Linked DNA regions of Homo sapiens: region 1 is linked to region 2. Evidence: read pairs that join two places in POLR2A ChIA-PET (ENCODE). Cell type or tissue: Panc1. All regions are shown on one strand. Each heading gives the region's core, and the rest is flanking DNA. Links, peaks and the distances in the headings are about the cores only. Region 1 overlaps RABGAP1L (RAB GTPase activating protein 1 like). Region 2 has its middle 68 kb from the start of RC3H1-DT.

Evidence for each region. ChIA-PET counts read pairs that join two places held together with the same protein. Peaks named below come from ENCODE experiments on the same cell type or tissue, not always from the same donor. Only the 100,000 strongest peaks of a DNase experiment are listed, where the experiment ranks them.
Region 1: POLR2A ChIA-PET joins it to region 2 with 5 read pairs; 3 of 35 experiments call an interaction of 5 or more read pairs at or near these places.

Annotation. Positions count from the first base shown.
Region 1 is chr1:174,187,903-174,193,284 of GRCh38, forward strand. The region is part of intron 1 of RABGAP1L (RAB GTPase activating protein 1 like); the gene reads left to right. Among named protein-coding and RNA genes, the nearest start is that of RABGAP1L, 31 kb to the left of the region's middle. In Panc1, for the core only: a CTCF peak has its summit at 1,837; no DNase peak of the experiment used is centred there; H3K27ac peaks cover 3,982 bases.
Region 2 is chr1:174,087,835-174,093,216 of GRCh38, forward strand. It overlaps the pseudogene RPL30P1. Among named protein-coding and RNA genes, the nearest start is that of RC3H1-DT, 68 kb to the left of the region's middle. In Panc1, for the core only: no CTCF peak of the experiment used is centred there; no DNase peak of the experiment used is centred there.

The sequences.
Region 1 (5,382 bases), core at 201-5,200, 100 kb after region 2:
GAAATATAGATAATTAAAACTAAACTAATATACTATAATTCTGATTGTTATGTCTTAAGATTTGTTGGCCTTAATAAGGTGTGCTGGGATAAACAAAAAGGAAGGCATCATTTGTAAAGGTTTTCTTCTTTAATCCCACTTTTGTTTTTGCATGACCAGAAATTCTCTGATATAGCAGGGTATACTTTATATAAAGACTATGGGCAGTAAGTGTTTAGTGTTTGTCTTTATATTAGGTCTATAGAGTGTGGTTTCTTGATTATGGGTGAGGAAATTAGCCTTTCAAATTCCATTAGCTGTAAAGTGGATTTGGATTTGGTATTTGTATTGGTTGGCTAATTTAATTCAAATCTTTTAAAATTCTCGTGCTGAAATGATCTTAGGAAGATCAAAATTTCTCTAACAGAAATTATTTTGGTCTTTGAAGTGTATAAATTTAACCTGTTCATAAAATAAGTATTATCAGCTGGTATGTTTCTTATACTTTTCTGGGAATACAAAAATGAATAAAGCATGGTGGTTGTCTTAGAGGAAATAATTGTAATTGATGAGATACATATAAATAATGTGATACGATAAATGCTAGAGTAGGAATATAAATTATGTCAAGTGTTGTATAAGCACTGTAGAGGGAGTGATTGATTCTTTGGGAGAGTTGGAGAAAGTTTTATGGATTTGTTAATCCAGACATATCTAATTATTAGGGTTTTTAACACTTTTGTGTCTTCTCTTTTTCCTGTTTAGCTTGGTACTTTGCCGTTAGAACTCTTGAGTGACCAGGTGCATTGTAAATGAGCAATAATATTTTGAAAGAAATCTTTTTTCCTGAGCAGTGGGTCTCAACAATGGTTTTAAAATACTCAGTAAACAGTGCTCTAAGCAGATGTGCTGTCATTTAGGCTTTGTTGTTCCATTTATACAGCACAGGCAGAGTAGATTTTGCATAATTTTTAAGGGCCGTATGATTTTTGGAATGGGATATGAACATTGGCTACAACTTAAAGTCACCAGTTGTGTTAGCCTCTAACGAGAGTCAGCATGTCCTTTGAAGCTTTGAAGCCAGTCATTGACTTCTCTCTAGCTATGAAAGTCTTAGATAGCATTTATTTATTTATTTGTTTATGATGGAGTCTTGCTCTGTTGCCCAGGCTGGAGAGCAGTGGTGTGATCTTGGGTCACTGCAAGCTCCGCCTCCTGGGTTCACGCCATTCTCCTGCCTCAGCCTCCCGAGTAGCTGGGACTACAGGCGCCTGCCACCACACCTGGCTAATTTTTTGTGTTTTTGGTAGAGACGGGGTTTCACTGTGTTAGCCAGGATGGTCTCAACCTCCTGACTTTGTGATCCACCCACCTCTGCCTCCCAAAGCACTAGGATTACAGGCGTGAGCCACGACGCCCGGCAGATAGCATTTCTTTCAGTAGAAGATTGTTTGTTTACATTGAAAATCTGTGGTTTAATGAAGCCACATTTATCAATTATCTTAGCCAGATCTTCTGGATAACTTACTGCAGCTTCTGTTACTGTATTAGTACTTACTGCTTCACTTTATACTTACATGTCATGGAGATGGCTTTTCTTTAAACCTCGCTTATCGTTTGAATATTTCTCCCCTCCAAAACTTCTGTTGATACTTAATTTCCATTGTGGCAATATTGAGAAGTGTGGTTTTTCAGAGGTGATTGGGTCATGAGGGCTCTGCCCTCATGAATTCATTCATGGATTAATGTGTTAGTGGATTATCATGGGAGTGAGACTGACTCATTGCTTTTTAAGAAGAGAAAGGGGCTGGATGCAGTAGCTCATGCCTGTAATCCTTGTACTTTGGGAGGCCAAGGCAGGAGGATTGCTTGATCCCAGGAGTTTGAGACCAGTCTGGGCAACATAGTGAGACTCTGTCTCTACAAAAACTAAAAAAATAACTAGCTGGATGTGGTTGTGTGTGCCTGTAGTGCCACCTGTAGTCCCAGGCTGGGTGACAGAATGAGACTCTGTCTCCAAACAAAAAGAAAAAAGGAAGAGAGACCTGAGCTAGCATATTCAGCCTCTTTGCCATGTGATTCCCTGTTCTGCCGTTCTGCTCAGTACTCTGCAGAGAGTCCCCACCTGAAAGAAGGCCCTTGGCTGGGTGCAGTGGCTAACGCCTGTAATCCCAGCACTTTGGGAGGCCGAGGCGGGTGGATCATGAGGTCAGGGGATGAAGACCATCCTGGCCAACATGGTGAAACCCCGTCTCTACTAAAAATACAAAAATTAGCTGGGCATGGTGGCGTGCACCTGTAGTCCCAGCTACTTGGGAGGCTGAGCCAGGAGAATCACTTGAACGCGGGAGGCAGAGGTTGCGGTGAGCCAAGATCACACCACTGCACTCCACCCTGGTGACAGAGCGAGACTCCGTTGCAAAAAAAAAAAAAAAAAAGAAAGAAAGAAAGAAAGAAGGCTCTCACCAGATGCTGCCCATTTACCTTGGGCTTCTCAGCATCCATAACTGTAAGAAATCATTTTTTTTTATAAATTACCAAGTTTCAGGTATTTTTTAATAAGCAATAGAAAGCAGACTAAGATAAATGACATGAATCAGCATCTGCTAGTTTCATACTTTTCTTCTGCGGCTTCCTTACCCTTTTTATCCTTGCTTAGAATTGAAGAGTTAGAGCCTAGCTCTGGATTGGGATTTGGCTTAAGACAATGGTTGGTTGGTTTGATATTCTATCCAAAGCACTAAAACTTTCTACTCAGCAGCAAAAGGCTGTTTCACTTTCTTACCATTTGTGTGTTCAGTGGACTGGCACTTTAAATTTTTTAAAAGAACTTTATCTTTGCATTCAGACTTCACTGACCGGTACAAGAGGCCCAGCTTTTGGCCTGTCTCCGCATTCAACATGTTGCCTTCCTCAGTAAGCTTAATCATTTCTAGCTTTTGCTTTAAAATGAGAGACTTGCAACTTTTCCTTTCATTTGAACACTTAGAAGCCATTGTAGCATTATTAATTGGCCTATTTTCAATATTGTTGTGTTTCAGGAATAGGGAGGCCCAAGGAGAGGGAAAGAGATGGAAGAACGGCTAGTTGGTGGAGCAGGCAGAACACACAGAGACTTTAAACTCTGAAGTTCGCTGTCTTAGATAGGTGCGGTTTGTGGCACCTGTAAACTATTGCAATAGTAATACCAAAGATCGCTGATCACAGATCACCAGAACAGATAGAATAATAATGAAAAAGCACAATAAAGTGAAGCACAATAAAATGAGGTATGCCTGTACCTTATAATAGCTTGAAAATTTCTTAAATTCTGTGTTTTATCTCAGGAATGTGTGTGAATTTTGCATTTCATTGCATACTGTTAATAAAAATATAGAAATATTTGAATTACTGCCAGAAAAAGGAAAAACAAAAATCATTTCCTGTTTGTCTGTTGATTTTTGAAAACTGGGGTGAATGAAGAGAGCTGACACTACATACCTGGTTTAGCACTTACTTTCTTTTTCTTAGTGTATCCCTGGTATGTTTCAGTTTATGCCTGAAGATGTACGTCACCAGTTTGAGAAAAAAAGATTGGCCAGTCAGATCATGAAACATTGCATTACTTTTCTCCCTCTTACGTGTAGTATAGCCTTGGGGAAAATTACTTAATTTGAGTCTGCTACCCTCATAAATTGGGCCAATAATGTGTACCCATACTTTTTTTGGGAGGGGATCATATAGTAGCTGCTAATTAAACATTTATTAGCTGCTTCCTCCTTTTCCTGCCACATTCCTGTTGCTTTCTTCTTGGCTTTAACCCAGGTCTTATAACTGCTTGGTATGCTTTAATCAGCTTGCTTACTGCCCTGATGGTTTTTATTAGCCAGTGCGTAGAGAATAATGCTAGAAGATGCTTGGGGCATAAGCTGAGACATTCCTGGAATAATAGAGACACACTGACTCAGGAACAGTCAGTGCACAGGGAAATGTTCGGATTTAGCTTATCAGAGTAAGCAAAGGTCTAGAAATACATCTACATTAATCAGTGGAAAGATGGGCCAGACTAAAAATTGGAATTAGAATGTAGGACTGAATGCATTTATACTAGAGTCTGCTTTCTGTGCAGCAGTAAAAGCAGGTGATATTGACTTAGTTTTTTTCAAAGTGGTTAGAGTATTAGACTGAATGGTCTAAAAATTTCATAGATGGAAGTAAAGGTATGTTCAAAAATAGACTTTCTCTGAAATGTTATAATTGAACTTAGAACATTTATGTTAGTGGTTTTATTCTGTAAATGATAATACTCATTCCTGTAATTCTCTTTATGTTGTCAGTGTGTTTCATTAACTATATCTGCTTGATCTCAAACCTTGATTATTTCTCTAACTGCGTAACACATGGCAGTTGGAGGTTCAAGAGAGTCTAATTGAGTCACTTATCCACCTGTCTGAGGTGTTTTTTTTTTTTTTTTTTTTGGAGATGGAGTCTGTCACTCTGTTGCCCAGCCTGGAGTGCAGTGGCATGATCTTGGCTCACTGCACCTTCACCTACCAGGTTCAAGTGATTCTTGTGCCTCAGCCTCCCAAGTAGCTGGGATTATAGGCACATGCCACCATGCCCAGCTAAATTTTGTATTTTTATTAGAGACAGGGTTTTACCATCTTGCCAGACTGGTCTCGAACTTCCAACCTCAGGTGATCCACCTGTCTCGGCCTCCCAAAGTGCTGGGATTACACACGTGAGCCACTGCACCCAGCCTCTGATTTCTTAACAGAGAAGAGAAACAATAAGCCAAACATGGATCAAAATAAAGTATTGAGCTTCATTACTGGTAAAGGTGAGTTAGAAAATGTGGTGAATATTACAGTATTGCACTCCTAGCAAAAAGTGAAAGCCCCCACATGAAAATAGGAGAACAAAGGAATAGGTTTTTTGCCAGAGTCCCTTCACATAAACACTTTGGGCAGGAAACTAGGCAGGCATGTCACCATTGGGCTTCAGATGGGCACCTGACAATGCTGTCGTTACTGTAGGAGACAGACCACCACAAAGTGAGATTGATTTGGTTGCTTCAGATCTGGACTGAATTATGTATTTTAATTAGCTATATTAAATAAAACAAATTAACTCTTTTGAACGTATTCCTTCATTTGTAAGGTGGGAATACAGTTGAGTGATGACTGCGAACATAAACATGACTAAAATGCCCAGAACTTTCTGGTTTATAGTAGTAGTTTCTGGTTTAGCAAATAGTAGTAATAAAAGGATAACTGTTATCCTTAACAGTTATTCTTAACAAATCAAACCTCGAATGTTTACATCTTTAAAAATTTTAACTGCCACATTTGTTACATTCTTAAATTGTGCTGTTAAAAGTAGACAACTTGGCTGAGCGCGGTGGCTCACGCCTGTAATCCCAGC
Region 2 (5,382 bases), core at 243-5,242:
CCACTTATAAGTGAGAAAATGCAGTATTTGGTTTTCTGTTCCTGCATTAGTTTGTTGAGGATAATGGCCTCCAGCTCCATCCATGTCCCTGCAAAGGACATGATCTCATTCCTTTTTTATGACTGCATAGTATTCCATGGTGTATATGTACCACATTTTCTTTATCCAGTCTATCATTGCTGGGCATCTCTATGTCTCTGCTATTGTAAATAGTGGTGCAATGAACATACACATACATGTATCTATAATAGAATGAGGGCTGGGCACAGTGGCTCATGCCTGTAATCCCAGCACTTTGGGAGGCCAAGGCAGGTGGATCACCTGAGGTCAGGAGTTTGAGACCAGCCGGGCTGACATAGTGAAACCCTGTCTCTACTAAAAATACAAAAATTAGCCAGGCATGGTGGCATGCACCTGTAGTCCCAGCTACTTGGGAGGCTGAGGTACAAGAATTGCTTAACCTGGGAGGCGGAGGTTGCAGTAAGCCCAGTTCACACCACTGCACTCCAGCCTGGGTGACAGAGTGAGACTCCATCTCAAAAAAAAAAAAAAAAAAAGAATGACTTATATTCCTTTGGGTATATACCCAGTAATTGGATTGCTGGGTCAAACGGTATTTCTGCTGCTTCTAGGTCTTTGAGGAATTGCCACACCGTCTGTCACAATGGTTGAACTAATTTACACTCCCACCAACAGTGTAAAAGTGTTCCTTTTTCTCCATAACCTTGCCAACATCAGTTTTTTTTTTTTACTTTAACAATAGCCATTCTGACTGGTGTGAGATGGTATCTCATTGTGGTTTTGTTTTGCATTTCTCTAATGATCAGTAATGTTGAACCCTTTTTTATATGTTTTTTGGCCACATGTATGTATTCTTTTGAGAAGTGTCTGTTCTTGTCCTTTTCCCACTTTTTAATGGGGTTGTTTTCTTTTCTTGTAAATTTGTTTACATTCCTTGTAAATGCTGGATATTAGACCTTTGTCAGATGGATAGATTATAAAAATTTTCTCCCATTCTGTAGGTTGTCTGTTCATTCTGATCTTTTCTTTTGCTGTGCAGAAGTGCTTTAGTTTAATTAGATCCTATTTGTCAATTTTTGATTTTGTTGCAATTGCTTTTGGCATCTTCATCATAAAATCTTTGCCTGTGCCTGTGCCTTAATGGTATTGCCTAGATTTTCTTCTTGGGTATTTATGATTTTGGGTTTTACATTGAAGTCTTTAATCCACCTCAAGTTGATTTTTTTATATGATATAAGGAAAGGGTCCAGTTTCAATTTTCTGCATATGACTAGCCAGTTCTCCCAGCACCACCATTTATTAAATAGGGAATCCTTTTCCCATTGCTTGTTTCTGTCAGGCTTGTCAAAGATCAGATGGTTGTAGGTGTGTGGTTTTATTTCTGGGTTGTCTATTCTGTTCCATTGGCTTATGTGTCTGTTCTTGTACCAGCACCGTGTTCTTTTTGTTACTGTAGGCTTGTAGTATAGTTTGAAGTCAGGTAGCATGATGCCTCCAGCTTTGTTCTTTTTGCTTAGGATTGTCTTGGCTATTTGGGCTCTTTTTTGGTTCCATATTAATTTTAAAATAGTTCTTTTTAAATTCTGTGAAGAATGTCAATGATAGTTTATTGGGAATAACATTGAAGCTATAAATTGCTTTGGGTGGTATGGCCATTTTCATGATATTGATTCGTACTATCCATGAGCATGAAATGTTTTTCCATTTGTTTTTGTGTCATCTTCCTTTCTTTTTGAGTTTTTATTGTTTTTGCACTGATTCTTTCTTTTCTTTGTGGGCTTATCCACCTTCAATCTTCAAGGTTGCTGACCTTTGGTGGGATTTTTGTGTTGTTTTCTTTGTTGTTGTTGTTTTCTGTTTATTTGTTTGTTTTTCTTTTAACCATCTGGCCACTCTTCCACAGGGCTGCTGCGGTTTTCTGGGGGTCTGCTCCAGACCCTAGTCACCTTTGTTTTTCCTGTACCTGAAGGTATCACTGATGAAGGCTGTGAAACATCAAAAATGGCAGCCTGCCCCTTCCTCTGGAAGCTGCATCGCAGGGAGGGTACTAATCTATTGTCAGCCTGAATGCACCTGTAGGAGATGGCTGGAGTCCCTGGTTGGGAGGTCTCACCCAGTTAGGAGGAACGGGATCACAGACCCACTTAAAGAAGCAGTCTGGCTGCTTTTTGGTAGAGCAGCTGTGCTGTGTTGGAGAACCTTTCAGCCCCTGATCAGTTTGGGCTCTCCAAGGCCCACAGGCTGGACTGGCTGAGAAGCCTGAATGGTCAAGGTGGTGGCCTGTCTGTTCTGGCACGCTTCTAACGATATCAGAATCGTCTGGATCAATGATAGACAACATGCATACTCTGCAGTATTTACCACATGCTATGCCCAATTCAAAATTATTGTCACTGTAGTGATGGACACCAGTTTTGGTCAACATGGTATAGTACTCTATTTTGGATTTCCTCAAAGCTGGACAGTTTTCAGTGTGGATAGCCAATTTTGCTTTGCCTTGCCTGATCATCTTTGGAGTCTGCTTGTACGCCAGTATGTACTTTCCACTTTTTATAACAAGTAGAAGCCTAGAGTTGATCCATTCCACTGACTTTTTAATCTTCTTTGCAAGCACCATCTTCCTGCATTAGGTGTGGGATGGCCCCCAAACAAAAGCAGCTGCCAAGGTAACTGGGAGGCAAGAAGGGAAGACCTAGAATTTTTCTAAAGCAAAACTTTGATGGGCTGCCCACCTGTTTCATTCCCAGGAACCTTGTAATTAATTATTGCCACAAATCTCTTGGGTTAAAGTACTTGATTAACATTTCCTCTCTGCAGCTTAATGTGGTAATTGCATCTATCCTGTCTCTGATGATTAAATGCTGCCACCTGGCCTTCTACACACCAGGATTCTATTATTCCATTGCAATCAGGGATTCCTAATTTCATGGCAACATTTCCGACCGTCATCACTGACCTACGGAATACAGCCAACACAGAGCTTTAAAAGGATACTGAAGCTCCCAACCCAGGCATTTATTAAATGATTAATTTTTCATATTTATTAATTTATTAATGGCTTGGTGAAGAGAATACCCTCTAGGCCTCCAGGAGGTATGGTTGGTATGTGGATGATCATATCTGCTCTAACATACTCATTTCCCTAAGCCTGAGGTTTAATTCCTAGAGCATACCAAAGAAGTACTGGCATCTCAATTTCTTTCTTTTTTTTTTTTTGAGACGGAGTCTCACTCTGTCACCCATGCTGGAGTGCAGTGGCGCGATCTCGGCTCACTGCAAGCTCCACCGCCCGGGTTCAAGCGATTCTTCTGCCTCAGCCTCCTGAGTAGCTGGGATTAGGCTACTCGGTGGTGTGCCTGACGTGCACCACCACATCCAGCTAATTTTTGTATTTTTGGTGGAGACGGGGTTTCAGCATCTTGGCCAGGCTGGTCTTGAACTCCTCATCTCATGATCCACCCGCCTCGGCCTCCCAAAGTGCTGGGATGGCATCTCAATTTCATTCACTATAGGCCACTATTGAAGTCAGTCCTGCTAACCAACCAAGCAAATTGTTAGTTACACCCAGGCAGTTAAACATATTAAATCTCCATATTTATATTAATAAATTTAGCCAGATCCAACCTTATATTTTTTTCTCTGTGGACTAATACCTTTAGAATATACTGTCAATATGCTCCCCAAATTTCTGACAATACAAGTTATCCTTCAACTGCTGCATTTTCTGTGTATATAGTATTTTCTCTCACTCAGTAGAGCTTGTAATTTTCCCTCTGAGCTATACTGGGAATTAATTATTATTGTGAGTTTGGGGTTGATGCAGGTCTTGAGGAGAGAATTGTTTTTTTTTTAATTGGATATTGTCAGAATATAGATTGTATTTAAGCCACAAGATTGGATGTGACCATCAAGACAGTGAGCATAGATAGGAAAGAAAAGAGTTGCAAGGGCCAAACCCAATATTTAGGGATCGGGTTGAGGGAAATGGATCAGCAAAGGAAGAATGGCCAGTGAGGTAAGAGGAAAACAAACCCTGAAGCAAGTGTAGAATGTATTTAGCGGAGAAAAGAAAGATCAATGGTCTGAGAGTTAACCATTTGATTTGGCCACAAAAAGGTTATTGGTGACCTTGGCAGGCAGTTTGAGTTGTGACGAGGGCAAAACCCTAACTGGAGTAGGTTTAAGAGAAGACACGGAAGGAACTTGTAGACAGAAAATACAGGCAACACTTATGAAGAATTTTGTTGTATCAAAAGTAGAGAAATGGAATGTAAGCTGCAGGAGGATGTCAGGTCAAAGGAGGACATCTCTCTCTTTTTAGAATGGGGGATTTTTCAGCATGTTTCTGTGCTCATGTGAATGATCCAGTAGAGACAGAAAAACTGATGCAGGAGGGTGAAGGGAGAATTACCAGAGTAATGTCATCAATGAGGTGAGATGAGAAGGAATGGGATATAGTGTTGCAATGGAAGAGTGGCTTTAGGAGAAAAGACAGTTCATTTTTATAAACAGGAGGAAAGGCAGTACCTGGGCACAGATATAGGATGGGTAGATATGATGATGGTAGGAACCTGTGGAAATTCTCTCCTGGGTGCTTTTTATTTATTTTTCACTAATTAATTTTACTGAGATATAATTTGCATACAGTAACATGCACAGATCTTTTGTATATAATCTGATGAGTTAAGACAAATATACCCTTCTGTGTAAAAAACACCCCAGTCAAGACAAACCCAGAACATTTCTGTCAACACAGCAAGTTCCCTCCAGCCCTTTTCCAGTTAATCCCCTCATCCTCCTCCTTGCCACCAACACCCCCTCCTACTGCCCAAAAACTCCAGGCAACAACTATTTTGATTTTTATCACTATAGACTAGTTTTACTAGTCTTAATCTTCACACAAATAGAATAATAAAATATGTAGTGTTTTCTGGCTTTTTTTCCTTAATATGATGTTGTTTTGAAGTCACCTATTGTATTATATATATATATCAATAGTTTATTATTTTATTACAGAGTAGTATTCCATAATACAAATGTACCACAGTATGTATATTCATTCTCCCATTGAACATTTGGATTGTTTCCAGTTTTTGGTTTTTGTGAATAAAGCTTCTATGAACATTCTTAGGCTAATCTTTTTGACAATTGTTTTTAACTCCAAGACCTGTATACTGAGAAAGATATTGTCCCTTAGCTTCAGATTCATATAACTAGTTGTCTACTTGAATGATTCCTAGCTTCCTCAAACTCAAAATATTCCAAACTTAGCCCTTCCCTTAAACCTGGTCCTCCTGCAAGATATCCCTTCTCAGTAACAGCACCATTATCCACCTCACAGCCCCTGCTAGAAACTTAGAA